Regions from separate parts of the Mus musculus genome. Here regions 1 and 3 are each linked to region 2. The links are chromatin loops, found by intact Hi-C in ENCODE. Cell type or tissue: heart. All regions are shown on one strand. Each heading gives the region's core, and the rest is flanking DNA. Links, peaks and the distances in the headings are about the cores only. Region 1 has its middle 10 kb from the start of Gm25582. Region 2 overlaps Pcolce2 (procollagen C-endopeptidase enhancer 2). Region 3 holds the start of Pcolce2 (procollagen C-endopeptidase enhancer 2).

The links. Peaks named below come from ENCODE experiments on the same cell type or tissue, not always from the same donor. Only the 100,000 strongest peaks of a DNase experiment are listed, where the experiment ranks them.
Region 1: it touches region 2 in a loop (2.1-fold over the local background); 9 of 42 quality-filtered maps call a loop at or near these places.
Region 3: it touches region 2 in a loop (2.3-fold over the local background); 2 of 42 quality-filtered maps call a loop at or near these places.

The regions. Positions count from the first base shown.
Region 1 is chr9:95,609,388-95,619,344 of GRCm38, reverse strand. No RefSeq gene overlaps it. Among named protein-coding and RNA genes, the nearest start is that of Gm25582, 10 kb to the left of the region's middle. In heart, for the core only: no CTCF peak of the experiment used is centred there; a DNase peak (open chromatin) is centred at 4,294.
Region 2 is chr9:95,682,833-95,692,789 of GRCm38, reverse strand. It overlaps Pcolce2 (procollagen C-endopeptidase enhancer 2), which reads right to left. Exons shown (of 9, transcript NM_029620.2): 6 at 5,950-6,104. Among named protein-coding and RNA genes, the nearest start is that of Gm39407, 19 kb to the left of the region's middle. In heart, for the core only: a CTCF peak has its summit at 4,528 (motif pointing right); no DNase peak of the experiment used is centred there.
Region 3 is chr9:95,632,562-95,642,518 of GRCm38, reverse strand. It overlaps Pcolce2 (procollagen C-endopeptidase enhancer 2), which reads right to left and starts at 4,891. Exons shown (of 9, transcript NM_029620.2): 1 at 4,646-4,891; 2 at 3,759-3,867. The coding sequence starts at 4,725. In heart, for the core only: a CTCF peak has its summit at 4,767; DNase peaks (open chromatin) are centred at 2,388 and 4,728; H3K4me3 peaks cover 1,623 bases; H3K27ac peaks cover 1,038 bases; H3K27me3 peaks cover 3,471 bases.

The DNA.
Region 1 (9,957 bases), core at 1,211-9,210, 74 kb after region 2:
CCTTCTATAGAGTTCCCTGTTCCCTGCAAGGCCTGAGTGCCTTTGTCTGGGGTCACCATTTCAAAAATTGGTTGACCCTTCCATGATGGTTGTTTCTGCAGAATGAACACTCGTTGTCTTTGCATACTATCTGAGTCTGGGGTCTTCCTTCAGCGATTTTCAGACCCTTGCAAACTCAACGATGTTTTGAATTGGTGAATGATGCTGTGGATATTGTGTGGTCTCTGTCCAGGACCACGGCACTACGCTCCAGCCTCTGGATGTACTGGCTGCTAAGATTCCCAGCTGGCTTTTCTCTAGGTCTCTCCACTAGAAGAAGGTTCCAATCCCTCCCCAGGGATTGCACCCAAGACTCGCCTGTGCAAGAATGAAAAGATCAATCCCAATTGAAGACGACTGAGTTCCATCTGAGGGTTGCTCAGCTGAAGTGTGTCAGGACAGCAGTTCTGCCTCTCCTCCATCTTGTCCAGCTGCCCTCCAACCCTCACAGGTGTCTTTGCTGTCCAGACTCCTCATAGACACTATGCATATACTCCATTTAGGAGACTGTCTCCTAGGGAACTTGACTCTAGGCCTTGAGAGAATGTGCTCTTGGCCCAATATTGGTGGCTCTCACTTCAACTATGACCTCCACAGCTTGGATCTTCCTCTGAAACTGTTGGAAGCAACTTAGCAGCTGGTTGCTTGCTCCAGACTGTGCTGTCATAAAAGCTTGTGTTAGCCTTGTAGAGAGCTGAATACTCAAGGAGTGGCCACCTCACACCCTAGCTGCTGTCACTGAGGCTGCAGCGGGTCCTGGCTCTCCCTGAGCCTGGAGGATGACTCTCTTGCCCCAGCTCCCAGTACCTGCACCTGTCTAGGTCACAGTGATAATATTAATTCTACAGGTCTAGAATAAGGCCACTACCACACAATTTTTTTAACCAAATTTTAAGTAAGCATTAAATACTGGCCAAGGCGATGGACACCGTCCAGGATCGTTGGGCACCAGTCTCATTTTGCAGAGGCTTATAAAGACAGACCCATAGGGCTACATATTTCCCACAAGGTCCAATCAGGGGCAAGCGTACATCCTGACACTTCCTGTCTGCATCCCTCCTGCCTACATGTGATCAAGCACATCGGGTGAAATTGGGTCAAAAAACTTGTTTGGGAAAGCAAAAACCTGTGGCTTGTTGTCTTACATAAGAATAGCCTCCTGCCTTTCAGGAAGTATCTGTCCTTGGGCTAGTGGACATTTATATTTTATGGGTCTCCTAGGCACAGTAATTAAAAGTTAAAACATAACGTTAGCTCTCACAGTAACCAAAAATGTGAAGTGATGTTTGTTCCCTATGGGAAGATTTTAGGAGCAGCACCAGGATCATATTCAATGGCCTCCCAATTATTACTTCAGTCTCTCCTTCCTGCAAAGTGAATACCCTTGGAGAAACTCTCTCTCTCGCTCTCTCGCTCTCTCGCTCTCTCGCTCTCTCTCTCTCCTCTCTCTCTCTCCCTCTGTGTGTGTGTGTGTGTGTGTGTCTGTCTGTCTGTCTGTCTGTCTCTGTCATTCCTGACACCCCCACCCTGTCTGTTGCTGAGGCCCTGTTATGTATACTTGTGAGCCACTAATTGGCCAGCTTTATCCCCTCAGCCCTTCTGTAACCTCTCGAGACTCCTCCACTCCTTTTGCGTCCCTCCATTACCCACCAAGCTCTGCAAATATTGACCATAGCAGGGAGCAGGGATGAGTATGCTACGGGAAGAGCTGTCTACTTACAGAGAAAACACCCAGGGAATGTCTTGCTATTTACCTCAGAGGAGGTAGAAAGTTGGACACACCTGCCACCCTTGCCAATTCGTCTGTAAAATGGGGACTCTTCGTTAAGCTGATTAGACAATTAATTATATAATACGTGCATATAGAGCACTCAGCCTGGAGTAGCCTCATAAATGGTATCTGTGCCAATGACTAGGCTTTTGCCATTCAGTCTAAAAGCACTGGGCTCTGCTGGGGCTGGGGCTTTGCAGGGCACGTTTCTGTTTGATCAGCTGTTCCCTGGGGACCCTGGTGATGAGGAGACTGGAAGAGTGTGAGGGCTGGAGGTGGGAAAAGGGCTCTGCTCTTCCCCGTGGGCTCAGATCAGCCCGTTCCCATGAACGTCACCTCGGCCATGTTTCTTCCACCCCTTGCTGGAGCAGCTTCTGAATCTAGCTGGACATTCCCCCCTCATTGCACCTCCCCGGTACCAGGGTACTGTTACTCCCATCCTCAGAGGCCCTAGGTTACTCTTCCAATTCCCTACCCCATCTCCCCACTTGGAGGTGGGGTGGGCAACAATTGCTTCCTGTAGTTTCCACCGCTACTACTCTTCCGTGTCCTTTTTAACTGGTTCCGTTACTGCGTTAGCCTTATACCTAGTTGGCAAATTTTGAAGTACTTAATTTTCACTGCTCAGATTACCGGTCTGCGTTCTGTCTCCTGATTGGACCCTGATGGGTCCATTACATAAGGGAGAAACGGAGCTTCACACTGGTTCAGGATTTCCCCAAGGTCACAGAATTTGTAGGTACCTCTTGGGTGTTTACATCCAGGTATACTTGGTCCCAGAAAGTGCTCCCACCTTCTCATTCCACTGGCCTCACCCATCCAGCCCCATCGTAAGTTCTACCCACCACCCGGAACTCTGGAACTGTGGGTAAAGCCACAGCCGCAGTGCTGTGACAATGTCTCCGAGGGCTAGGTTCTTCTCGGAGATCTATTTGAGAAAACTATCTGAGCCAACTTCTGAATTTTTCATCAAGTAAAAAGGGATAAGTCCTAAATAAGTTATAAAGGGATATTGATGTGTTTTGTAAAACCAAGGATATGTTTTATAGAGCTCACTATGGTGCAGTAGGAGGGGGTACCTCAGTGGGTCCATGCTAAGGCACCCCCCCACCCCGAGGTACCAATCACAGGATGGGTCTAGTATAGAAGAGAGTTTATTTGGGGGGCATGGGAAGAGGAGTTGAGAAGGGAGTAGAGACAGAGGAAGAGAGGAGAGAGGAAAGAGAGAGAGGCCAAGAATAAGTGGAGAGAGAGAGAGGGAGGAGAGGAAAGGGGAGAGAAGGAGAAGGGGGTCCGAGGGAGAAAGGGGACAGAGTCAGAGATAGAGGGGGAGAGGCCAAATAGTCACTTTTATAGTAAGCCAGGCCTACCTGGCTGTTGCTAGGTAACGGTTGGGCGGAGCATAGAAGGAATGCCAACATTTACAGCATTATCTTCATGGAAATGAATTTACACCCCTGACCCAGACTTCTGACAGGAAACAAATAAAACAAAAAGCAGAGAAACAAAACCAAAACAAAACAAAACAAAAAAACCAACCAAACAAAAAAAGAATTCAAAGTAGGAATATTTTAGTTTCACTTGTATTTTCAAAATAGTTTCACAGAATACTTTTTGATAGAAGACAGGTAGAGAGAAGGAGGGAGTGGAGCCAAAAGGGAAATCAGGGCACCAGTAAGTTATTCTCTGTTGACAAAATGAGCCAGGTCAGGCCGGATTAGAGTATATAAAGCCAGTTTTATTGGGAAGCATCTCTCAGTCAAGTTCACTGACCACACAGGAGCAGGGCAGTGAAGACGCCTTGGGAGGGGAAAGAGAAAGAGAGAAAGCATTCAGAGAGAGAGAGAGAGAGAGAGAGAGAGAGAGAGAGAGAGAGAGAGAGAGAAAGGAGGAGGAGGAAGAAGAGGAGGAGCAAAAATCGAAGAGCTTCTAGAGGAGGAAAGCCCAGTCCCTAGACTTGGAAGTTCAAGGCAGAAGGTAGGGTACGCCAGGCAGCCCCTGTAATAGGTAGGGACTGAGGGATGCTGGGAGAACCTGGGGCCGTAAAAGATGCACCTCAGCCATTTGTCCTGGGTCTGAATCCAGACCCACGGAGAGGGAAGGACTGTTCGTCTTCAAGGTGCTCCTCCCACAAGGTAACCGACTGGGGAAAAGGCACGCCGGCCGGCATTGCTGAGAAGCTGACCAAAGCAGGGACTATTACTGCATTTTTAAAACTTTGGTGTGAATATTCCCGGAATTCGAACTCCCTTATAGTGCCATACAGATGGGATTTTCTGTGAAAAAAATCTCATCCAGCACTGTAGCAGAAAATTCAGTTTGTATTGTCATGAATGTCTAATTGGAAATGGTGTCTAAAAGAAAAACAAGTGAGCTGTTAAATAATCATTGTCAAGAAATAGTAATGTCGGTAGACAAGTGGAAAAAGCCATGTTTGCAAAAACAGAGGACACCGTCCAAGTCCCAGGTCATTACCAAGGAATGAGGGCAGAGTCTCACTGTGGGCGGTGACATGGGGCTATTCTTGTGATTCTCTGCTAGGAAAAACAAAATCAAGTACACACAGAAAGAGTCCTTTTCACAAGTTTCAAGAACCAAAGCCACTTAACTTTTGTGTTGCCAAAAAGAATGTTCCTAGGGGCAAAATAATCACATATATAATTACTTTATATATATTAAAAAATTGATGCTTGAAATGATGCCAATGAGTTGAACATTAATAATTTACTAAATAGTTAATGTCCAATGCATGCCAAGAGAAGCAAATGTTCAAATATTCTCCTCAGTTTCATGCTTCTCTCTATCATTCCAACATCTTGCTTCTTCACTAATTGATTTTTTTCTTGGAGGACCTTATGCTTTATATTTGGTAAGTCATTTCTCCACCAATGAAATGAGCAAATTCAAGCCAGATTTTATACACACACACACACACACACACACACACACACACACACACAGAGGTTTATTGGGAAGCTGCTGCTCTTGGGTGGATTTACTGGCCTCAAGGACCAAGGTCAGAGAAGCCACAATGGGAAGGGAAAAGGAAGGGGGAAGAGAGAAAGCAAGAAGGAACACACACACACACACACACACACACACACACACACACACACACAGAGAGAGAGAGAGAGAGAGAGAGAGAGAGAAGGATAGAAGAGAGGGAAAATTGTGGGCGGGGTATGCCAGGTAGGGACTGAGGGATGCTGGGAGAACCTGGAGACCAGGTCTGTTTTGGTATGTAAAATATGTGCCTCAGTCCCTTGTCCTGGGGTCTGACACCAAACAATACTGCTTACTCACTACATTTTAAAGACAGAAAAATGACAGGATTAGATGATCTTTTCACCAAGCTGACAGCTTCCTCCAGTGCATATTTCACAATCCTCTGAATGACGATTATTGAGAACCTTGTTTATGTAGTTTTAGCTGTGTAGTAGTTGAAGCCAGGGTCTCAGAAATGCTAGGTAAAAATCTATACCACGGAGCTATCAGAAACAAAAGCAGAAAGAAGCCAGTAGTTGCAATACAGCGTCCTGCTTAAGACAACTGGACACTTGGCTAGGTGATCCGGAAGCTGTGTCTTTTGTGATGGAGATTGGTAATCAGTAAAGTGGCATAAGTGGGCGGGGCCTGGGGCGGGGGAATGGAGCTTCATAGAATAAGTGTGGAGACCCAGAGCGTCAGGGAAAGCATGCCCTGGCTTTGGTTAGTGAAAAAAGAAAGGAAGGAAGGAAGGAAGGAAGGGAGGGAGGGAGGGAGGGAGGGAGGGAGGGAGGGAGGGAGGGAGGAAGGAAGGAAAGAGAGAAAGACAACAAAGAAATAAAGAGAAAGGAAAAGTTACAATAAGAAAAGCAGGCAGCTGGCAGAGCTGAGGCTCTGCAGTGCTGCCCGACAGAAGGCGTGTGAGTGGCTTCCTCAAGGGAGCGGCTTCTGGGAAAGAAAGATGCATTATCTCATTAAGAGGAGAGCTAATCCTCCATTCTCCATAACATGACAGGCCTAGCAAAATTAACTCCTTTTTCTTTTCTTTTCCTTTTTTTTTTTTTTTTTTTAAAGATGAGTGTCAATATGTAGCCCTGATTGTCCTGCCATTCACTGTGTAAACCAGGCTGGCCTGGAACACACAGAGATCAGTCTACCTTTGCCAGGATTAAAGGCATGCAAACACCTCGTGCAGCCTGAACTAACTTTTAAAAGGTAGAGAGAAGAGTAAGTAACATTCCGGGTTAGAACCCAGGTAGAAGCCAGGGCGTGAAGTAGAACTTACATCCTATTCTTTTGTCCTGGTGGAACGAGCTTTGCCCTAATGAGCCTCAACAAAGCACAGATATGTCCAGTGGGAGAGGGCAAGACCTGCAAGAGTTTGTTTGCCAAGCTTAGGGCTACCAGAGCTCTTCAGCTGGGCCTCAAACTCAGGTTTTCTAGAAGAGTAGCCAATTCTCTTAACCACCAAGCTGTCTCTCCAACCCCAAGAGTTTTTTCTCCTTTAGTTTAAATCAATGGGATAAGAACCTTGAAAAGCCCAGTTTTGTTTCTCACTGTGTTCTGTTTTGTGGTTGTTTGCTTTGTGTTTTAGGCAAGGTGTTACTAAGTAGCCTTGATTGGCCTGGAACTTGTGGAGTCCAGGCTAGACCTGAAATCAGAAATCAGCATGCCTCTGCCTCCAGAGTGCTGGGATTCCAAAAGCTGGCACTACCAAACCTGGATTGAAAAATCTGGTCTTGAAAGAAGAGAACACCAGGAGAGAGATGGTTCTTCTCTCTGAGTGCTCTGCTAAAAGTTATCTTACCGGTGTCAGGTATCAGTTACAATCATCTTAATGCTTTGTAACATTGCTGCTTTTATTATAAATAGCAAGGGAATGAAAATGAGAAGCGGCCACTCCTGGGTATGGTAGAGGAGAAAGTTCCTGTTGAAGAGGTGAAGGTGAGCAGAGCCAGACGCATCCGGAATGCTTCAGACTGAACCCCACCCAGAGAGAAGAGGGGGTGGGGAGAGAGGGTCTGGAATGGCTCAGACTGAACCTCACCCAGAGAGAAGAAGGGGTGGGGAGAGAGAGGAAGACAAGAGAGAGGGAACGGAGAGAGCACATGGGAACCAAAAGAACCAAGAGGCCAAGAGTGGAATCAGGAACCAAAATGGCTGAGGTTACATAGGGAAGAACAGCTGGGGGAAGGGAAGTGAAGCTCGGGGGATGGAGAGGTTTAGGGCAGGGGGTGGGGTGAGAAGTGCTGGGCGGAGCCACTGGTACTGAGGGATGCTGAAGAGCTGGCCATCGCTGCTTTGATATCTTAATAGGTATCTCAGTTAGCCCTTTGTCTAGAGCTTCTCTGAAACCTAACAGAAAGCTTATCTAGATTTCAAAATGTTACTGTTTGTTGGTGTGCATCTCTTGTCATCTCCACCATAAAAGGGAAATTTAGCAGAAGTACTTGATAAATGTATGCATGCATCATTTTGCATATATTACATAGCAAAAAGCCTTGAAGCGGTGCCTGAAATAGAAGGCTATCAGCCAACAGAGGGTTTGCTTGTATGAATGGCTTTGACTTCCGTTTCAAATCGCCACTCAGATTAAAAATGCAAGTGGGTGGGATTATCTTCCATTGGATGTGATGTTCAAGGGAAATACCTTACCTGAGATACTACCCCCATATCTGTGGAGATAAGTCTGTCCCCAGTAATGATCAGCAGCTAGGATATGAAAGAGTAGAACTGTCACTCTCCCTTGTCAACTTGACATAACTGGGATGAGGAAATGTCAGTTGAGGGGTTGCCGCCATAAGATGGGCATGTGGCCATGTCTGTGGGGCATTTTCTTGACTGCTGGTTGATGGAAGGGGAACCAGCTCACGCTGGGTGGTACCCTCTCTAGGCAGGTGGGCCTAGGCTGTAAGAGAAAGGCAGCTGGGCAAGCCAGTAAGCAGTTCTTCAGTGGTCTCTGATTGAGTTCCTGCCATGGCTTCCTTCAGTGATAGACAGTCACCTTAGACAGTAAGTTTGCTCAGGGGCAGCTGACTCCAATTTTCTTTTTGGTTCAACAATGTTAGATTTTGATCATGCCCTTAACTAAGAGTTGTTGTTGTTGTTGTTTTGTTTTCCTCAATAATCTAGTGAACTACACATTGTAAATTGTCCTCATTGTTTTGAGACTTGACTGTCCATAAAATGTTTCATGGTATGTTGACCGTCTTACTATAAACCCATAACATGTCTGACCATAAATTCATAACACATACCTTTTCTATGATCATAAAAATCACTGCAAAATTCTAGGGTTTTTTCTTCTTCTTTTTTTAATAACTTGCTTGTTTGCCATAAAAAGGTCTTTCTGTTTCTGGTCTGGGCTGCTTCCATTCTCCTATACTTGAGGAGATTATAACTCTGGCCTGGCCATAAAAGTAAAGTTTTTGCCTTGCAACATCTTGGTGTTAGCACCTGGTTTTTGACACTATAACAGCTTGTAAGCCGAAGTTTCTTTTCAAAATTGCTTTAAAAAACAAAGAAGAGGAGGAAGAGGAGGAGGAGGAAGCTATGACTTTTACAATGAATGTGGACATGTCCTGTCCAACAGGACCCAGTTATTTGTGGGTACGAGGGGAACTGCAAACCTGCAAGAGAAATGGGCGGGAAAGAAGAGAGAGACCAAGGAGGATTCCTGTCAAGGTCTAAGTTTATTAGGCTGAAAAGCCAGGTAATAAGCACACAGTGGGGGGAAATAGGGAGGGGCTGAGGGGGAATTAACCAAGAACAAAGAAGCAGGCATCTGGGGATAAGAAGGATGAATTCTGACTGCAGGCAGGAGGCACTCTGAGTCTTATCCCAGGAATGTAGATTCCTCCTCAACAGCCCGGGGTGTCAAGCTGGGCTCAGCACATAACTCAGGTCCTTATAAGTCTTGGGAGTCAGGAAGAGATAAGGAAGAGGGGACTATAATTCAAAATTTTAGGGTCTTAGGTGTCAGGAAGGGATAGGGAGGAGGAGGTGACCCGGCTCCTAACACAAGGCCATTTGGCTTGTTAGGGTGGGAAACTGTGAAAGGCTTACTTTCTCACGGTATGGTCTCCAACATGGACAAGCAAGGTATACTGGAAGGTGGGGAAGTAGTTTCAGGGAATTCATGGGGATCCCCAGTGTATTAGGGAAACATGCTTAGTCTTTGGTTGGTAGTAGAACAAAAAAAGAGATAAAGAGACAGAAGATAAAAAGTTATGGTTCTTGGAGTTGGGATTCAGAAATGCAGACAAACTCTGCCATGTTGCCTGATAGAAGCATTGTAAGCAGCTGTACCAAAGGAGAGCTTTCTCTTAAGTAAAGTACGTTATTAAGGGGTATTTAGTTCTCCCTTTCTTAGGCTGTCCTTGGGTGGACCTGCTTTCCTGGAGGGGTAGATTCTTGGCAGGTGAATGGCAGGCCGATGTGGATTAATTCTTCAACAGAAGAGACCACCGTGTATGTGATGGCTAGTTTTCATTATCTACACAATAATGTGATAGAGACTCTCAGTGAGGGCTAGTCTAGATTAGGTTGGCCTGTGGGTGTGTCTGTGGAGGAGAGCCTTTGTTTTGTTGCTGTGAGAAGACCCAGTTTAACCATGGGTGGTACCGTTCCTTAGATAGAGTATCCTGAACTGTAAAGAGAGGAAACAAGGTGGTTGCCCATGATCATGTATTCATTTCTCTCTGCCCCTGACTGTGTGGATGCGGCCAGCTGCTTCGCTTTCCCGCCACCACAGACTTCACAAGGAAGGAAGTTACACTGTAACTTAGAACTCTGAGCTAAAATAAACTTTTTCTCCCAAGGCTACTTTTTGTCAGAGTGTTTTATCACAGTAATAGAAATGAAACAAAGAAAATACTATTTTGGGTAGTTTAGAAGGTTATGTTTCCACCCAGGGCCAGAGGTAGAACTCGGATTCCATTCTTTTGACCAAGAAGAAATAGTTTTGTCTTGGTAGGCTGCTTTGGGTCTGACGTTGTTTAGAGATTCACCAGATTAATAAATATTAATAAATAAAAGGGTTTACTAATGGCCAGGACCATGGATACGAGGCTCATGCTCAGAAAATGGCCTGAGTTACTTTAGTCAGAGCCCTTAAGGACAAAACTCACAAGGCTACATACTCCCTGCCTTTGTGCATTCAG
Region 2 (9,957 bases), core at 813-8,812:
TTACGTCAGAATCTAGCCAGTTGAGATCAGCATTTATTTCCCCGAGCCACCAAGCTTACCATTGCAGTGAAATAATTATGAACCATGCAAGAGACATTCTCCATGCTACCAACTACTGTTCTTCCTCACGGAACCCAGGCCTCTCTACAGACTGTTAAACCTGAGATCAAAGATAATCCAAATATAGTCTCATTCGCTTCTTTTAGAGCAGTGGGTCTCGACCTTCCCAGTGCCGTGACCCTTTGATACAGCTCCTCACGTTGGGATGAACGCCAACCATAAAATTATTCTTGTTGCTACTTCATGACTGTAATTTTGCTACTGTTGGGAATTGTAATGTACATATCTGATGTTTCTGATGGTCCTACATGACCCGAGGAAAAGATTGAGAACCACTGCTTTATATGTGTGTGTGTGTGTGTGTGTGTGTGTGTGTGTGTGTGTATGTGTGTGTGTGTGTGTGTGTATGTGTGTGTGTGTGTGTGTGTGTATGTGTGTGTGTGTGTGTATGTGTGTATATGTATGTATGTATGTATATGTATGCATGTATGCTTTACATTATAACAGAATTGACCTGAGTGCCCAGCTTAGGGGGGAAAAAACACAGAAAAGCTGCCCAACAAATCTGAAGTGACAGAGCGCAGGCTAATTCTTCACAAGAGGAATCAGTTGGTGTTCTCGTGAGGGAAAGAGGAGCTTTCTTGGTGTGCTTAAAATACACAGCTCTCTAGTTGTCAATAGCACAGGGACTTAGGAGTGCTGCTCACGTGTAAAGTGTTAGGTTTGATTCGAGGCGTCACTAAGCTGTTTATTTTGAACCCGGCATTGGCTCTCCTTAGGATCTCAAGAAGTAAACAGTTATCAGTCCCATCCACTCAGAGACACAGTTAAAAGTATAATTAGACCCACAGTTATTCTCAATTGGCGGTAACTTTGTTCTGTAGGTAACATATGATGAGCATAGGAAGCGTTCAAGCGGCCCCGACTAGGGAGGCACCAATGGCATCTAATTCACAGCTTTAGCTGTCTGTGCTGGTTGGCCTTTGACAACAGGACACAAACTGAACCCTATCTTGGAAGAGGCGATCTTCACTGAGAAAATGCCTCCGTAAGACTGACATGCAGGCAAGTTTGTAGGACATCTTCTTGGTGGATGACCATGCACTGTGGATGGTGTCATCTCTGGGCTCACAATCCTGGGCTGTTTAAGAAAGCAGGCTGAGCAAGCTTAGAGGAGCAAGCCTGTAAGCGGCACCCCTCCATGGTCTTCGCACCAGCTCCAGCCCTGACTTCCCTGGGGGATGGACTACATATGAAGAAATAAATTCTTTCCTCCCCAAGTAGCATTTTGGTGATGATATTTTATCACAGCAACACAAACCCTAGCTAAGAGTCCCTTGCAGCTCAGGTGGGGCCCTGTAACTGAATGTGAGCTGCCACAAAAGGCTTGGCAGTGCTGAAGGGTTTCCTGGATGCACAATGGCTAGAAAATTAATTCAGTTTCAAACACATAAGATATCTAGATCTGAGGTGTGTTCGGCAGTGCTTGCCTGTGCTGCACTGTGAACTGTAGCCTTGGGGTTCTGAACACAGACTGTCACACAGCCCTCCCACCAGCCAACACGGCCTGAAACACCTCTGCTCAGATTTTAGACGACTGCATGGGGCAGCTGTTCAGTTTTTTACTGGAGCTGTAAAGCCTCCTGCCCTAAAACACAGAAATTAGTTTTCTCTAAAGGAGTCTCACTGGGGAAACAAACCATTCCTAAGGGTGGGTCACAAGCCAGCAGTAGATGGCTGACATAAAAGGAACTCAATGGCGGCTTGCAGGGTCTTTGTCTCCTAACGTTGTCAGGGGGTTGTTTTTAAACCTTACAGATTTGGTTTGTTTTTTTTAATGAGATTTATGAAAGTGTGTGTCTCTCTGTGTCTCTCTGTGTTTCTTGTGCTTTTTCTTCCCCTCTTTGTCTTAAACATTTTTTTTTGAAGACTTCAGAAGCATTGTAGAAGGATGAAGCTATATCTTTATGGTACTGGGTAGTCCTTTGTCAGCTGTCAAGCTGTGCCACAAGCAAGAGACAGCCAGGAAAAGAGACTCTTAATTGATAAAATGCTTTCATCGGACTGACTGGAGGCGTCTGTGGAGGCATCTTGTTTTAAGTGTATGAATGTTTTGCCTACATATATGTCTGTGTACCACATGTATGCCTGGTGCCCAGAGAGGCTGGAAGAGGGGATTGGATCCCCTAGAACTGGAGTTCCAAACAGTTGTAAGCCGCCATGTTTATGCTGAGAATCTAACCTAGGTCCTCTGGAAGAGCAGCCAGTATGCTAACCATCTCTGAGCCCCTGAGCCATTTCTCCATTTTTCTTGATTATTAACTCATGTAGGAGGGCCCAGGGCACTGTGGGTATGAAGCCAGTGAGCAGCGCTCTTCCATGGTCTCTGCCTCAGCTGCTGTCCCCAGCTTCCTATCTTGAGCTCCTCCCCCATTGCAAGCCCATGACTTCCCTAAGGGATGGACTGCTACTGGAAATGTAAGATGAAATAAACCTTTCTACTTCAAGTTGAATTTTTAGTCAATGTTTTGTCATGGCAATAGACAGTGAAGTAGTTTCCAAACAGATTGTGGGAAACTAGCTTTTCAGCCTTGGGATGTTTATCTGGGAGTGTGTGGGTGCCCTGAATTGATGCTTCCTGCCTTCCAATATATCTCTGCCCTCTGGTTTTTAAGTCAGAGACCACACCATTCCACCTAGCTCATTTTGTGGTCTTTGTCTCAGTTTCTGCACTAACAAACAGCCCTTGGCTCAGTCTTTCTCTTATGTATTCTTGCAACAACTCCAAGGGTCCACCATCTTCATGGATGACCCAGTTTCATACTCACTAGGGACAATCCTCTGTTGCATCTGCCACTCAAACCCAGGCTCAGATGTCCTCATGTGGGACCATGTGTTGCCTTCTCTTAAATGGCAAATTTAGATATCCCGATATCCAGATGTCTTATTTAGGGTGTCCATTGCCGTGAAGAGACACCATGACCAAGGCAACTCTTATAAAAGAAAACATTTCATTGGGGCTCAATTACAGTTTCAGGGATTTAGTCCATTATCATCATGAGAAGCATGGCAGCATCCAGGCAGACATGGTGCTGGAGAAGGAAATGAGAGCTCTACACCTTGATCCACAGGCAGCAGAAGGGGACTGTGTTCCACACTGGGTGGGGCTTGAGCATAGGAGACCTCAAAGCTTGTTCCTACAGTGACACATTTCCTCCAACAAGGCTATACACCTCCTAATAGTGCCACTCCCTGTGGGCGACACATTCAAACCCATGAGTCTAAAGGGGCCATTCCTATTCAAACCACCACACCAGAAGAACCTCCCTTCTTTCAGGATCATTTATTTAATCCAATGGCTATCTCACTCTATCACTGGAGCGTCCCATGGCTTCCGGGAATCAAGGCAGGTCCTCTGGAAGAGCAAGTGTCTAAACTGCTGAGCCATCTCTCCAGCCCTGGAAGCCCCATTGCATGTCCATGACCTTTAACTCTGCATAAACTTCCCTCTCTGGCCTAGAAGTCCAGCCGTCTGCCTGCATGACTTGTCTTATAGACACCTCACTCAAGCTTTACACATGGCTCCTACTGCTTCAGCGAGCAGTAACTTCTTCCCCCCACGTTGTGCAAGCCAGGGAGCTGGGAGATACTGTCCAGTTAACCACCAGGGTCTGTCACTGTCCTCCACTCATCTCTGGACTATGTATTTATGTCAAGGCATAGTCCAGCCAAACAACCACAGAGCATGCTCATTGCCTTGATCCTTCTAATCCATTCATCTCATGGGGTCCAGGTTGCAAGTCAACAAATCTCATTTTGGATCTTTACTGAAAACCCTCGACAGCTTCTCCCTGTGAAGCTCAGTTCTAAAAAGTCAAAGCATTCGGGTCACACGGAGACAGGCGAAGCTTGAAGACGAAGCTATGGAGGCTGAAGGGGATACTTGTTGAAGGTTTTATGTGCTGTGTACAATGTGGTCTTCTGGACGTTCAGGTACGGTAATCGGCAGTCACGTTAGTTCCTGCATGCCTAGCTATATCCCAAGCACTCCCCAGGGCTGCCATGTTGGATCACACACCTAGAGATTAATGGAAGAATGATGCAGCCTATGCTGGCGTGGGAGATGCAAGTGGTGAGGTAGGATAAAGGGAGGCAAAGATGACTATGAGAAGGTCTATTGATGTCAGGGATGTGCTTGGGTAAACAAGTAGAAAGCAGGCTTGAGGCACTAGAGTGTCACAGAGGAGAGCTGAGCGTGACATGGTTCTGTTTGGGTGTCATGAAACATTTGGGAGGTAGTTGCAATCCACATTTGTAGTTTTAGAGAAAGTCCAAATTGGAGCTAAAGCCAGAAAGCCACTAGCACCATGGATCTGTCCAATAGTTCACTGTAAGAACGTTTGGTCCACTGTGCTGGGCTGGGGACACTGGACAGTAGGACACAAGGCAGTGCACAGACAGGCCACAAGGGGGCATGGATGAGAACCAGAACTCGTGGGGCATATCTTTGTTCAGGGCAAGCCTGCTGCAGGGGGTTGGGGGAGATGAGAAAATAGTAGGCAAGCAAGCTTATGCCATGAGCTGCCACTTTATCCTCTCCCTGACTTAGGGTTTCTAGTCTGAGTCCTGAATCGCCAGAGGATGGAGCAGGTGGGACATAGAGATCAATACCAGGCCCCAGCGCCTTCACCAACTCTTAGACCATGGCCCACAACTATCTCCAGCTTCTGCAATTAGTGAATGCTTTTTCTTGATTTACTCCATTGAAATATATATGTACACACACACACACACACACACACACACACACACACACATATGTATTATATGACATTTTCTGAGATACAAAAACAAAGCAAAATCTTAAACCTGGCAGTTGTTAAAAATTGGCAGGTATCAAGGCCCTAGAACATTAACCTAAAATATAATTTTATGTAATAAAATGAACACTATAAGAAGATAGGGGGCTGGGCAGTGGTGGCGCACGCCTTTAATCCCAGTACTTGGGAGGCAGAGGCAGGCAGATTTCTGAGTTCGAGGTCAGCCTGGTCTACAGAGTGAGTTCCAGGACAGCCAGGGCTATACAGAGAAACCCTAATTCGAAACAAACAAGCAAACAAACAAACAGAAGATAAAAGGGAGATGGGGAAAAAGGCGACCAGGATACCAGTCTTCAAATCACAGTTATACAGGAGGAACACTCTAGAATCCAACAGCACTGTGCCGTGACTGCTTGCTTACTGTATTACATATAAAGTAGTACGTTTATTTTATTTTATTTTTTATTATGGAGCGGTGTGTGTGCAGAGGTCAGAGTACAGGCTCTGCAGAATCAGCCCTCTTCTCCTACCTTTCTGTGGACTGCGGGGATCAAGCTCAGGTTGCTGCCACCTGTGCATAGCAAGCCCCCTTTCCTGCTGAACCTCCCCAGCCCTGGATGCTGTATTCTAAGAACTAGAAGAGGTGAGCTCAAAGCCTCCTGGTGCAAACAAATGGCAAAATTTAAAGAGACAGAAACACTAACTACTCTGGTTTCACTACTGCACATTGTATACATGAATCAAACACTGTGCACCACAAACATGTGCCAATTATTACATTAAATTAAAAACAAACAAACAAGCGAACGCTTTTGCTATGTACCAGTGAAGGAACATCGGGTTTTCAATGGTAATTCTTAAGCGGCCATTGTTTTCTTCTGTGGCTAATACAGACCACTGGCTGGCAAGCATCCTTACCTGCTTTTCACTTATCCTCGAAATCTCACTACCACCTCACACAAGTTCTCACCTGCTTACTTCTGCTTCCAGTATCTTCTTATTTTGTCTACCTCAAAAGAATTCTAGAATTCCAAGGTGTTTGTGCCAACTTCCAAACACGAGAACTTACCTGTAGTTACGGGGAGTGTGGTGGTGACGGGCGTGGTGGTGGTTGTGGGAAACTTTTTCGGCCTGAATTTGTAGTGACCAATAAAACCATCCGCTGTTAAACTTAAGTCTGATAAGAACTGAATAAGAAGTTCATTTCTCTCAGACACGATCGGCCTAGGAGAGGAACACAGGCAAAGTTTAAGTGGCACCTCTCTAAAAACGTCCAATCTTCTAGATTAACAACTTGTTGAAAAACAAAAATTCAAAAACACTTGGGGAAAAAAAAATGAAGGTCCTAACACCGTCACAAGGACCCTATTATTAGCCTCTTTTTATGAACCCAGAATTCAGTGATCTTCCTGAGGTCCTGCAATCAGCATGTGGAAACCAGGATTTGAACCTGAGGCCTAGGGACTCTAGAGACCGTGGAAGATATGGGGACTAGTGTGAATGCTGATGCTGTAGCTATTTCCCACAAGCCCTGGAGGCTTTGCCTGACTTGTGACTCTGAACTAAGTCTGTGATTGACACCAGCTGCTGGTGACGGGGAATCTGAGGGGCAGATCTGATGACGTAGGGGGCTCAGGAGACCACATTTCCTTTTTAGTGGGAAGGCTAATGTCTGCTTGCAATGGCAGCATTTTACTTATAATCCCCACCAGGGAAGTAATGATAAAAAGAGAGCAGGTGACTACTGATCGGCAGTCATAACACCATTAAGATTCCAACTTTAGTCGGAATTACATTCAGGGTTAGAGTCATGCTGATTAAGCCTCAAAAGCCCTCAGACTCTTAGGGGATGAATCGGAGGTACCGGATTTCTTAAACAATGGCAAGAATGCTGTTTGGCTAATTTTATTCAACAACTAAGTCCTATGTAGAAAAAGATTAAGTGAGTTATTTGGTTAGATTAGTGATCTGAGGAAACTCCCTTCTGGTGCAACTCGTTAGTCAGAGCACTTGGGCCTCTCCACAGCCCATAAAGAGCGGCTCACTTCTGTACACCTGCAGTGAGCAGGCAGAGCCAGGCTGGAACAGACCAGCTGGGAGAACTGTGGAAGCAAGTGGGGGACCCTCAGAAGCAGGGGGCTTGTGACCTGTACCCATCCCATGTAAATGATACGCCAGAGATTCAAGCTTTTAACAGACATGTTTTCACTTGTGTTAAATGAGGATTAAAAAATTCCCCTATACGCAATTCTCATCTACAATTACACAAAACACACTAATCTTGTTTAAAGGATAACATTGCAACAAGCACTTCCCATAGGCAGAAGTGGAAAGCCATTCACGCCTTCTACACAGGCACTTGTTCTGGTGTCTACACCCTGACTTTTCTATGAACTAACAGGGTGACATTATATCAGAAATTTGATTTTTTTTCCCCAAGGAAGAGTAACTTAGTAACAAAAGTAGATGTTTATTGTGGCGCTTTGTGGAAATACAACAGAATCTCAGTGCACTGAGGGCCAAGTGCCACATCTGCAAGTGGAGATGCTATGGATAACGAGGAATGGGGACGAAATCTGATCCAGAAATTGATGGAGAAGCTGGCTTGGGAGGCAGTGAGCCAACAGCAATAGCCGCCTCTGGCTTTAAGTCTGCAGTCTGCTCTTTGCTTGCTACTGCTAGCCAGCCACCTTGTCTGCTCATTTTATCTGCTAACTTTATTCATCTACAATCGTCTTCCTCATCTCCAGCAGCCTCCTCTACAACATAGTGCAGTGAAATTTCTTTGTATTACTGTGTGTCCGCCAGAGAGCTTCCAAGGATCCGCCGGTCTCTCTGTCCCTCATCTCTCTCCTACTGGATTGCAAGCACAAGCCACTGTGACTGGGCTTTCTCTTCGTCCTTTCAGGAGATCCAAACTCAACTCCTCACACTTACAGGACAGACAAGCACTTTAACAACTAAAGCCCCTCTGCAGCTGCGAGAGAAATTTACTCAAGGAAGGATAGTTTCATGACAAAGATTTTTTTTCTCTGCCTCCTTGGCTTTCCCAGGACCACACAGTAACCGCTTCCCTGTTTATCCTGTCTAGATGTGGGATCTAGAGCCACTGGGCACATCGCCCCAAGCCTCAGTGCATGTGGGGGGCTCCTAACTCCACAGGATGCAGAGCCCAACATGCTCTTCAGCCTAGTTTCTCTCCAGGTTCCAGCACAAGGTCTAGGCCTCAGAGGTAGCATACAACGTCGATGTACCTTCAACAATGTGTATCTTAGGAATGTGCTCCCCCTCTCCCTACCCTCCCTCCCTTCACCAGCCATTCTCTCCAAACACTTCCCGGATCAGGGGCTGGTATTTTCTAAGCGTCTTTGCTGCTTTATTGACATTATCATGTGAACTAGAACACACTTAACCCTGTTCATGAACACTGGGATGTTTATCTTCCCCATCACAAGCAATATTGCTGAGAGTATACCTGTGTGTGCTGCGGTGCTCCTGGGTAAAGAGCCTTTGACTGGCATGTGAAGACAGAATGAATCTACGTGCTAGGCCATCGTCTGTGAGGCCGGTTCAACCTTATTGCATAGTCCCGACCTGATCTCCTACGTGGGTCTACCAAATCACACTGTTTTTAAAAGGTTACTCACTGTATAGATTTCCTCTTATGAAAATTCCTTGTCATGTTTTGTGGGGTTTTCTTAACCCATTTTTAAAATTGAGTTATCTTTTCCTGAGTTCCTTTTAGTCTCTCTCTCTCTCTCTCTCTCTCTCTCTCTCTCTCTCTCTCCCTCTCTCTCTCTCTCTCCAAGACAGGGTTTCTCTGTATAGCCCTGGCTGTCCTGGAACTCATTCTGTAGACCAGGCTGGCCTCGAACTCAGAAATCCTCCTCCCTCTGCCTCCCAAGTGCTGGGATTAAAGGCAGGCACCATCACTGCCCGGCTAAAAATTCTCTTTTTAAATTTCTCTTTACGTTCTCAATCTATCTGTTGCTGATCCTTATGTGATTATGGACATACAAGTTCATTATGCGTATGAATAAGTGCAGTATCCACAGACAAGTGTGGATAAGGGTCTCAGTGGAGTACACTATCCACAGACATGTGTGGTAAACTCCTGGCCTTTCTTTGTGGCTCCATCTCCCTTTCTTTCTGTTAAAATCTTAGTCTTAATTCTCAGCTCCTTCATACTCACGGGCAGGTGAGTCCCCTTTCTCGGTCCTTTCCGCTAGGACTCAGTATTATCTCCACCACCCACAGTCTTGCCTGCCCATCTACAGCTTAGAATACAGCCGACAGATCTAATAAAATCCAGTTTCACTATTGTCCAAAGAGGAGCCATGAGCAGCTCCACGTAGATAAGTGTTTGAAAATATCTTCTAGTCGGGTTTTATACTTTTCTACATGAAAGCCTAGCACACAAGTTTTAAAGATTTATGTTTTAAAATATGAACTTTTCTATGGTCAGCAAGATGGTGCACAGCAGGTAAGGGGACTTACTACTAAGACGGATGATCAGAGTTGGAGTCCCAGATCCCATTTGGTAGAAGGAAAGGACCTGTCCACTCTTGCAAGTTGTCCTGTCACACCCATAGAGATGCTAATGGCATGTGTGTCCACACATACACACACACACACACACACACACATACAAACAAATGAATAGATAAATAAGTAAATGTAACTTAAATTAAAATAATAAAATAAGCTGTTGAATGTTGCTTATTTTCCCTAGGAGGATCTGTGTGTACTGTTGAAACAGCCCTCCCTTGTGCTAATCGGAACTCAGAACTTTGGAGAAAACCACATTGAAGTAGGTTGGGGGCTCGCCTGGATTGGTGACTGCCCATTGGCCCTGATGATGGGATGTGGGCATTTTGCCCCTCACCTAGTGAGGGTCACGCCAAGCAAGGGCAGCTACAGACTGGGGTGAGGGACGAGCATGGGGTAGAGATACCCTGGGAACTGGCCCTAGAAGTTCCCCACCCCCACCCCACCCCCACCCCACCCCCACCCCACCCCTGAATGTATTGTTTGCTGTCCTGTAATGCACCTTGCTAAAGGGGAACTTGAGCTGTCT
Region 3 (9,957 bases), core at 1,011-9,010, 50 kb after region 2:
CTGAGGGTCTCTATGCAGAAGAAACATAGGTAAACTGCTTGGTTTTATTCCCAACTCAGATTCGTGCTGAAATTAATTTAAAACCTCAGTTACTGGCTGATTTCAATACCCTTCAAACTTTATATGTATATGTATGTGTATATATCAATTACAAACCCATTGTTATCTCTGTAGCATCACCTCCTTTCTGCATTCCAATTCTCTGCTGGATTTTAAGTTCAGCAACTAATTTTAAACGCTATTCCTATGTACCTTCTAGATTTCCCAATAGGCTCTGGGCTTCAAGTTTCCTGTAATTTATAGTTTCTGTAAGCAAAGCCTCAGCTGTTCTTCCTGGCCACCCACACCAATTATTCCTCAAGTCAAACTCTGAGGGGGCCACTTTTACAGCCGACTTTTCTAGAAAAGAGAGAAATTGTTTCTAGTAATCATCAGGTTCTATCTTTAATTCCACCATGGGAATTATAAAATGAACAAGTAAGCTGAAAATCTCAAGAACTATTGCATCAGTGGGTCCAGGTTTGCGCTGAAGTTATCCTGAAGCTAATAATGGGCTGGTGATGTGGATGTCGGGGCTGCTGGGCAGCTAGAACTGCAGAGAGTTGGGTGGGCTTTATCTCAGAGGCCACTCAGAGCCAGGCTCACACCTCAGACTCATCTCCTCCAGCTCACAACACTTCTAACCTCATCTTGGCTTGACTAGGAGGATGCTGGAAAGGTTTCTGGCCTATGTCCTAGTGAAGCACTGAGCTCACCACACTGGCCGAGACCCTGCCGACAGGTTTACTGCTACACTACTACTCCCTTTGAGGATCTCAGATGCCTCCCATCATCCCCTGCATGTTGTCTCAAAAGAGTACTGTTACCAAGTGTGGTGGTAGCGTGCCAAGGTCTGGAGTTTCAAGTTTTGCTGCCAGGGCTTGGTGCACCGCTCTCATGCTTCAATATGGACGGAAGAGGTTGACTACACCCCAGTCTCACTATGTCAAATCAGCTTGGAAGATTAATTTCCACTTTTCAAAGGACCTTAGTTGTTAGAATCATACTCAATTCTTGTCCCTTACCATAGACATAAGGACTATGTCATTTAATGCAGACATCTGTGTGGCTAACTTCCTGTAGAAGTTAACTCTACAGGAAGTTAAGAAGCACACAGTCTCCTCATGGATTACCTAATACTGAACTGTTTCCTAACTCTCAAATCCTCTGATTTAATGTCTAGCCATGCATTTTTTAAGAACGTGCTCAGCCAAATTAATTACTAAGACCTAGTCAACTAAGGCCACCACAAGTTGACAGAATGATAAGGGCGACTTAACTTAATCAAGTCATCAGCTGTGGTGGCCTAGTATCAGCTTCCCCATTGACAGGGCAGGAGTACAACTAAGTAGTCAGGAGCATTTCCATCTGCAATGTCTTTACACGGGTAAAACTAATCCCTAGAATTCTCTGGAACTGTGCATAGGACACAGACACACACACAGACACACAGACACACACACACACACACACACACACACACACACACACAGAGAGAGAGAGAGAGAGAGAGAGAGAGAGAGCCATTAAGCACTTAAAAGGTGGCTATACGATTAGGAAATGAAAGTTGGTTAATTTAAATAATCAGAGAAGACAATGTGCTGAACAGCCCTGTCATACAAGAAGTTGCTATTAAAATTTAATATCCTAGACTAGAGGCTGGAAATGTACTTCAGTTGTACATCAGCTGAGCTCCAGGGAGCATCCAGGTTTTCAGTACCAGATTGAGACTGCTAAGGTATCTGGCTTAGTTGACTTTAAAACACACACACACACACACACACACACACACACACACACACACACACATTATTGGTTTCATTCCTTCTGGGAACCCTGTATAATACAACTGGCTTTGAGAAAGTCTCTCTGGACTGCCTTGGGTAGTCACCCAAGAGGACATCCCTGCCCAGGACAGGAGCCACAAAGGGCAGTGGGCCTCTCAGCTGGAGCCACAGCATCCTAACTGCATGCATGCCTGCCTATGAAACACCAGAAGGTAAGAGATGACATATTTCTTCATCTTTGCCCTCCCAACCTCTTCGAGTCCAGGACTCTCTACTCAGGCTTTTGGTTGGCTTCAGCTCCATTACGATCCTCGGCTTTAACTTCCTGTCCAGACAATGGTCTTTGTTCCTTCTGTCCCAGCCTCCTTGAGTTATTAAGGCAATTAAACACGTTCCCCACCCTACCACTTAACACTCCACACTCACTCCACCACCACACCCCTATGCCTGTTTTTTGGATCTTGTTTTCTTTTTTTTTTTCTTTTTCTTTTTCTTTTTGGCAACTGCATTTCCTCTGAGGCAAAGCTCTCTCTAGTCCAGAAGCCCCTCCCAGTGGACACACCCCTCCCTCGTCTGATGCCACAGCAACGTGACTGCTAAGTCCTCCAATACACAACCAACCATGGTGTTTGACTTGCTAGGCACACGATGACTCTTTTTGACCTTGCAACTGAGTCACAATTAAACCACAATTATAATAAGAAACCAAGTCTCTTTACATTTGTTCCCCAGCCTTATGTCACATTTATTAGCATCAGTGTTTCAAAGCTGTTTCTGGAACGTAGTCTCCCCTAGCTCCATGTGCTATAATGATAGAATGAAATCTATATCCATTCACTAGAATTTTACAAGAGGGCATCAAGGCACACAAAAAAGCAACGTTTTATATTATAGAGGGGTCCTTCTCTCAAATCCGCCTGCCAAACTCAGGTCTTCACTACAGGTAAAGTTGGGCTTATCAAACCAATGTCTCTGACTAATTTGCTTGACCTCAGCTTTCCTACAAAAAGTAGAGGATATAATGGTCAAAGTGATTCTGCAGGTTCGCTGAAATGCTTGCTAATCACCTGGCATGGTTAAGTGTCTGGCACATAGTCCTTCAAATGTGATCTGGGGCTGGGTATGTAGCTCAGTGATAGAGCACTTATCTAGCATGCATGGGGCTCTGGGTTCAGTCCACAGCCACAGAAAACACATACATGCAATGAATCATAACTGACTAAATGAATACTTTTGGTTACCAAATAACTTCCCAGGAACAAGAAAATGAAGATAGCAACAAAATTTACAGCAGCAGTGACCAGAAAGTGTGATTCAGGCGACTTTTATTTCATTAATTATGTCTGTATCTGGTTTCCTGCCTTGACTGCGGCTAATACAGCCCACAGTGAGCACCATGGGAATTTTATTAAGCCCTCATCACTAGCATCCTCCATTCTTAGATGGCCTTTAGTGGTGGTTCCTAAGAAGGGAGAGCAACTGGCAGCAATGGTGGTAACTGTTGTTCTTTTTCTCCGGAGTATGAAGTAGTCAAAACTGCTTTGATCGTTTATTTCCCACAGGGAGTTGTGTGGGCATGAACAGTATCTAACTTTCAATGGTGTTTACACCAGACCTCTAACTAGAAACAGCCTTAATCAGGAATTCAAAATGACTCAATCGAGTCAGGCACGAGTTGTCAGAAACTTTGTCAGAAACTCGTGCTTGAAGGGTTTCTTCCTTCAACCATCATCTTGAGCCCTCTCTAATCGCTATTGCAGGACATCCCCCAGGTCTCTTAATAAACCTCCCAGATAGGTGAAGTAAATCCAGCATTTCACGTTTTCTGGAATCTGCCACTAACCCAAATCCTGACACCAGACGCAAATGGCATCCGTGTGTACTGTTTCCAGTAGCCACGTCCAGAAGAACACCTTTAAAATAAATGCTTACTGTGATTTTCCAAGTACATTTGCTATTCGGAGGGTACATTCCAGGAAAACCTTCACTGCCAATAAATCCAGACTCTCCGGTAAGAATGCCGCCACATGTGAAAACAGGTCTGTGAAAATAAGAGAGAGAACGTTTACATTGATCTGCAGCCTAACAATCTAATGTTAATTCCAAAAAGGCATACGTGCTGATATAAACGAGTGAATGTTGTTTAATAAAATCTTTCACCAGAGAAAAGATCTGAATGCTTGCCATCTCTTAGAATATTTAAATTATAGCCCGATAACGCACTCGCCCAAATTCATCATTAAGACAGACCATATACGTGCAGCTATAGTAAAATATCCCACTCAAAAAGTTATATAAAAATTGAATGAGTTAACGGGAGAGAGTGGGAGAGGTATTGAGAGTCACTCTGGCAGAGCTGCATGGTTTAAAAGACATGGTAAAGATTAAGTTTGTCTCCAGATTTAGAGACAGGCCTTGTTTTTTCCCCTTTCTGGAAAACTTGGGTGTCTCAGCGCGCCCCGGGAAAAGGGGAGGCAGCCGCGGTTGGAGGTGATGCGGGAGTTAGCCATCCTGTAGGTGCCTCTGGCCAGGCACTAGGCTGTTAGTGAGGAGTCACTTAAAGACCGGCTCCCCAGGTTAGTCTTAGATTGGCCAAGCTGGGAGGAAAAGCGCGGGGCGGAGGAGGGCGCATATTCAAGCATATTCAAGCGCTAAAGCGCCGGCGCCCAAACCGCTGGGAGGCAAGGCAAGGGAGGGCGAGCCGCGCCACGTGGTGGCCCGGGAGCCGTAGGGCCAGCGCTCGGGGGGGGGAGCACCGCAGTCCGCGGTGGCGCTGTGCGGGTTCCCGGGCGCGGGGAAGGGAGGGCGGGGGACGTTACCTCTCTGGCGTCTGCGGCCGGGCCATCCGCGCGGTGGCCAGAAGCAGGCAGAGCGGGATGCAGGCGCTCGCGCCCCCCATGGCCGGCAGCTCACTGCAGCATCCCGCCGGGCGCCCGCAGCCAGGTACAGAGTGCGCCGCGGCCGGCAGGAGGGCGGTTTTTGAAGGCGATCCGGGCGGACTCCACGCCTAATTTCCCCAGGGGACGCGCCCTGGCAGCCGCGGGCGGCGGCTGAATGTCCCGTTTGTTCTCCAGCGGGAGGGGCCACAGCCTGTCCCCTGGGCGGCCGCAGGGGGGAAGGGAGCCCCGCCAGCGGTACCCAGGACCAGCCTTGGTTTTCCGGGGTGGGGGGTTGCCCCCAGCTGCTCTCAAGTAAAACTGCTGGGGAACCCGGCTCCTCCTTTGTGTTCTTGGAATAGCAGTCCCAAGGGGCAAGTAAAGAGATCCTTCCATAGTGGACTTCCAGCCCTTAACTCTCGCTTTAAATACACTCGCGCTTGAGCCTGTGTGCACCGGAGTGTAACAATGGCTAGAGAGATGATTTTGTGGGCAGATTTCAACATGCATTTGCAAGCAAGCGATTTGTGAGTGAATTGTTGTTAAATGTCAGATCCTCTCATCTCACCACCCACGTTAGGTTGTGAAAACGGTGTTTCTCTGCAGGCACCTCTGTTTTTTTTGAAGTTTTCCGAACGCCGGAAAAGGAAACGTTATTGATGAGTTAAGATTTATAAACTATATCCCCGAGAACGGTTCTAGCATCGAGGCTTTATTTAACTTCAGAAAAATTTCATACTTTTTTTTTTAACGTCACCAGAGAGTCCTAAAAGACCACCAAGAGCAGAATGTACTCGAGACTCATGGGAGCTACAACTTAACTTGAGGGTTTCATTAACGACGCGCCTTTTGCATTACATTCACCTTTATAAGAAGAAGAAAAAGATAAAAGAAAACAAACAAAGAAACAAAAACAAGGCAAGGCAAGACTTGTCAATACCCTAACTCCAGGGCCCGATAGCGCAGAGAATAAGAGGACTTGCCTGTGGTTCTTTCAGAGGACCCAAGTTCATTTCCAGCACCCCATATCAGTCAACTCCCTGGGACTTATTACCCTCATCTGGCTTTTTTGGGCACACACACAAATATTTTAAAGATTTAATTTCTAATAATGAACTTGTAATCTTAAGAACTTAACACTCCGGCAAGCAAATAACAATGACTACAGGCAATAACCTAAAAGTCGGAAAACCTACCAGTCGGTGGTGGTGCACGCCTTTAATCCCAGTACTTGGAAGGCAAAGGCAGGCAGGTCTTTGAGTTAAAAGCCAGGCTGGTCTACAGAGTGAGTTCCAGGACAGCAAAGGCTACACAGAGAAACCCTGTTTCAGAAACAAGCAAACAAACAAACAAACAAACAAACAAACAAAACAAAACTGGAAAACCCAAGGACCTGTCTAGGAACCAGAGTCCTCTTCAGAGTTTAGATTGCCTTAGCATTTAAAACAAGTTTTAATAGGTGTTTTGCCTACATGTATATATCTATGCACTCTGTGTGTGTGCGTGCGTGTGTGTGTGTGTGTGTGTGTGTGTGTGTGTGTGTGTGTGTGTGTGTGTGTGTTCAGTGTACACAAAGACCAGAAGAGGGTGATAAATCCCCCTGGAACTGGAGTTCCAGACAGTTGTGACCCATCTCGTGGGCGCTGCACCATCTCTCTATGCCCTCCCTAGTCCCAGCATTGGGTTTTCTGTTCTGTTTTGTTTTCATTTTTTAAAGTTGGTGGGGGGCAAGAACCTTACCAGGAATTACAACTTTAAAAAAAAAATCCCTAAATGTACCACACCCTGTACGACAGTTTTGTAAAAGGAATTACAGACTTGGCAGCAGATATTATATTCTGAAACTTACACCCACAACTAAGTAAAAATGTCTTTAGAAGAGCCAAGAAGAAAATAAGTTGTTTAGTTTATACACATTTCCAGAATGAGCTATCAGAAAACTCAAGAGTTTGTAGTTAGTTTATTACAAAGTCACAGTTTGGAGTTATATGGTGAAAACATTGCTCTTTTTTTTTTTTTTTTTTTTTTTTTTTTTTTGCCTAGTAATACTCTGGAGTTTTCATGCCTGAAAATACTTCCCCTGTAGGATTTTAAAATATAAAACAGTATTAACCATGAATAAATAGAAAACTGCTTGAGTGTAATTATGCAGCAGTGTTTTCTTTTCTTAATTTACAGATCAATGCCTGTGTTTGTTTCCTCACTGGAAAGTAAAAGGTTCTAACATGGGTCAGTCTGTTGTTGCTGACACTCATAAGAAAGACATTGATCTTACCATGTGATTTTAAAAGTTTATTAAGAACCATGTTGTTTGCTCTTTAAAAACACATATTTGACCTGGAACTACAGTTCTGACCAAAATTATAAACCGTAAATGTCCTGAGATGTTTAATGTGTTAAATTTGAGATAGACTCAAGGGACCTCTGAAGGAGTGTGTACACGTCACATGCGTGAGATCGGTTTCTGGTGTTTTATGAAGCAGAGTTGGGGTAAGAAGCTACAGGACAGCAGGCAGTAGTAGCTAAAGGGAGCTGCTGAGAGACAACAGTCTTGTGGGTAGGTCATCTGAAGGATAGCGGAGTGGAGGGGCCAGGAGTCCTCCTTCTCAAAGGATGAGTTACCCTTGCCTGGCTGTGCAAAGAGTCATGGGAACATGAACAAAATCACCCGTGAACTGACCACTTGCAAGCGTAGCATGGGCTCTGTAGGGTATTGGCATCAAGTGGGCCATTGTGTCTGTTGCTTCATCTCTGGTTCATTTACCAACCTTGTAGACATCTTAGAATGCACCGTAAATTCAACACAATCACTCACGAGACAGCATTAGCCCATAAAAGATCCAGCATTAAAAGATATTGACCAAAAGGAGACGGTGGGGAGCTTTATACGGCGACTGAACTTAGGCTACTTCAAGAACAACTGAAAGAAGCCAAAGGAGGTGGCTGATGAAAAGTCTCCAAACTACGATGACTTTTGTCTCCCTTCTCTCCCTTTGGATTGGACTCAGGGTCCCAAGACATGCTAAACGTGAGCTTTACCTCGGAGCCACACTGCAAGCTCAAGGGAATGCTTTTCAATACCAAAGTATTATCTATTAACAGAAACCTGTGAGACAGATAGACCCCTATGGTGCTTTTTCAAAAGTGAGTCTCTTGACTTTTTTTTACACCCCATGAACATACACACACACACACACACACACACACACACACACACACACACACACCTGCAACAATCAAGTTACAAAGAGAAAAGAAGGTAAAAATCTTACCATTTTGTTCAATCTGTGACTGGCTGGCAGGGTTGCTTCCAGCCAGAGGCAGAATATCACAGCAGGAGCCTGAGGGGAGCCAAACTGTTGGCCTTACAGAGGGAGGAAAGAGAACAAGAGCCAAGAAGGGACCAGGATCCATCTACCTGCTTAGAGAGGGGTAGACCCTCAGTTACCACCCACAGGACCCCTCCCTTTGACAATAGCACAGTGGGCTGAGGGTCTCGGCACTCAGGCCCTTGGGGACCGCTCCAGATACAGACAGCAGCAGTGAGAGTCACAAAGCAAAGAGAAGACTTGTCGTGTAAAATGCGGTTTCATCAGGAAAGTTGTGTTTTAAAAGTTTATGCTGGGGCTGGGAAGACGACTAAGGAGTCAAGGGAGAATCTGAGTTCAAATCCCCACCACCCACGTAAAAGCTGCGAGGACAGAAGGGAAGTCAGGTAGATCCAGGGGGCTCCCTAGCCAGCCATTCTGAGACCGGGAACTCCAGGTTCAGTGAGGGAGAGAGAGAGACTCTGCCTCAAAAAAGTAGGCAGCGTGTTATTGAGGAAGACATCCTGGTGTCAACATCTGGCCATACATGGAAGTGTGCATGTACATATAAACAACATAACACACACACACACACACACACACACACACACACACACACACACACACCAAAAAAGTTCAAACTGATCCTGTCCTTGTGCGTGATGAGAATTAGCGCTGGTCTGAAATATAACAGACATTTTGTGAAAATGCAAACCAAATTTAATATTCTAATCCTTAGTTTCATATTTTAAGATAAAGCCCACCAGAATGTTTCAATATCTGCCATAAGTATGTGGAGCCTGCTTTAAGAAAATAAGAGGCTTTTCCCACACAATTAACTCCAAGAATGGTATGAGTGCCTCCTGATTATCTTTTTTTCTTTTAACTTGAGACAAGGTTTAATTTTTTTTAAAGATTTATTTATTATATGTAAGTACACTGTAGCTGACTTCAGACACACCAGAAGAGGGCGGCAGACCTCATTACAGGTGGTTATGAGCCACCATGTGGTTGCTGGGATTTGAACTCAGGACCTTCGGAAGAGCAGTTGGCGCTCTTAACCACTGAGCCATCTTGCCAGCTCAATTTTTAACCTAGGTTAACCTAGAGTTCACTATGTACTCAGGTTGACTATAAGTTACAACAGTCCTCCTGCCTCAGCCTCTGGAATGCTGGACTGTCTTTATGGGTGATTGATGTGAGCAGGCCCAGCCCACCATGAGCAGCATTACCCTGTGTGGGACAATATGAGAAGGCCGCTGAGCAGAAGCTATGGGGACCAACTGGTAAACAGTGATCCTCCTTGGCCTCTGCTGCAGCCTCTGCCTCCAGGGTCCTGCCTGGACTGGTAACTGGAAATGAACATCAAATAGACCCTTCCTGATTCTAAACTTATTTCTATCATGGTGCTTATCACAGCAAGAGGAAGCAAACCAGGAGACACGACTTCCTCTGGTCATCTTGAAAAGTGCCAGGAAACCAAGCCTACCAGGGCTTTGGATGGGCTCAGGAGTGTGCGTTCCTGGACTCTCCCTCTCGCTGTTTTAAGCGCGCCTGGAGGAGCTCAGGTGTGCTCTGGCACCAACTGTCCCTCATTGATCTCCAGATTTATACGTGTTATAATATGAGGAAGCAAGGGGACCTGGAAAACTATCACTGTACAACCTAAGTTCATGATAGTGAAACATTCTTACTATTCCCATAGTATTTTTAACTCTTCAGAGCTTATGAAAGTGGGAAGTCTTTATGTTCTTGTAGGGATAATATGATAGTTGAGTTTTGACACTAATAATACAGCCTTTCAAAATGTCTTTGTTAGAGCAAGCTTTTTTTTTCTGTTCATTTAGCCTCTGGGGTTATTATTGTTATTATTATTCTGATGCGGGAGGTTGAACCCAAAGCCTTGCGCCTGCTACTCAAGAGATCTGCACTGAGCAGCATAATCAA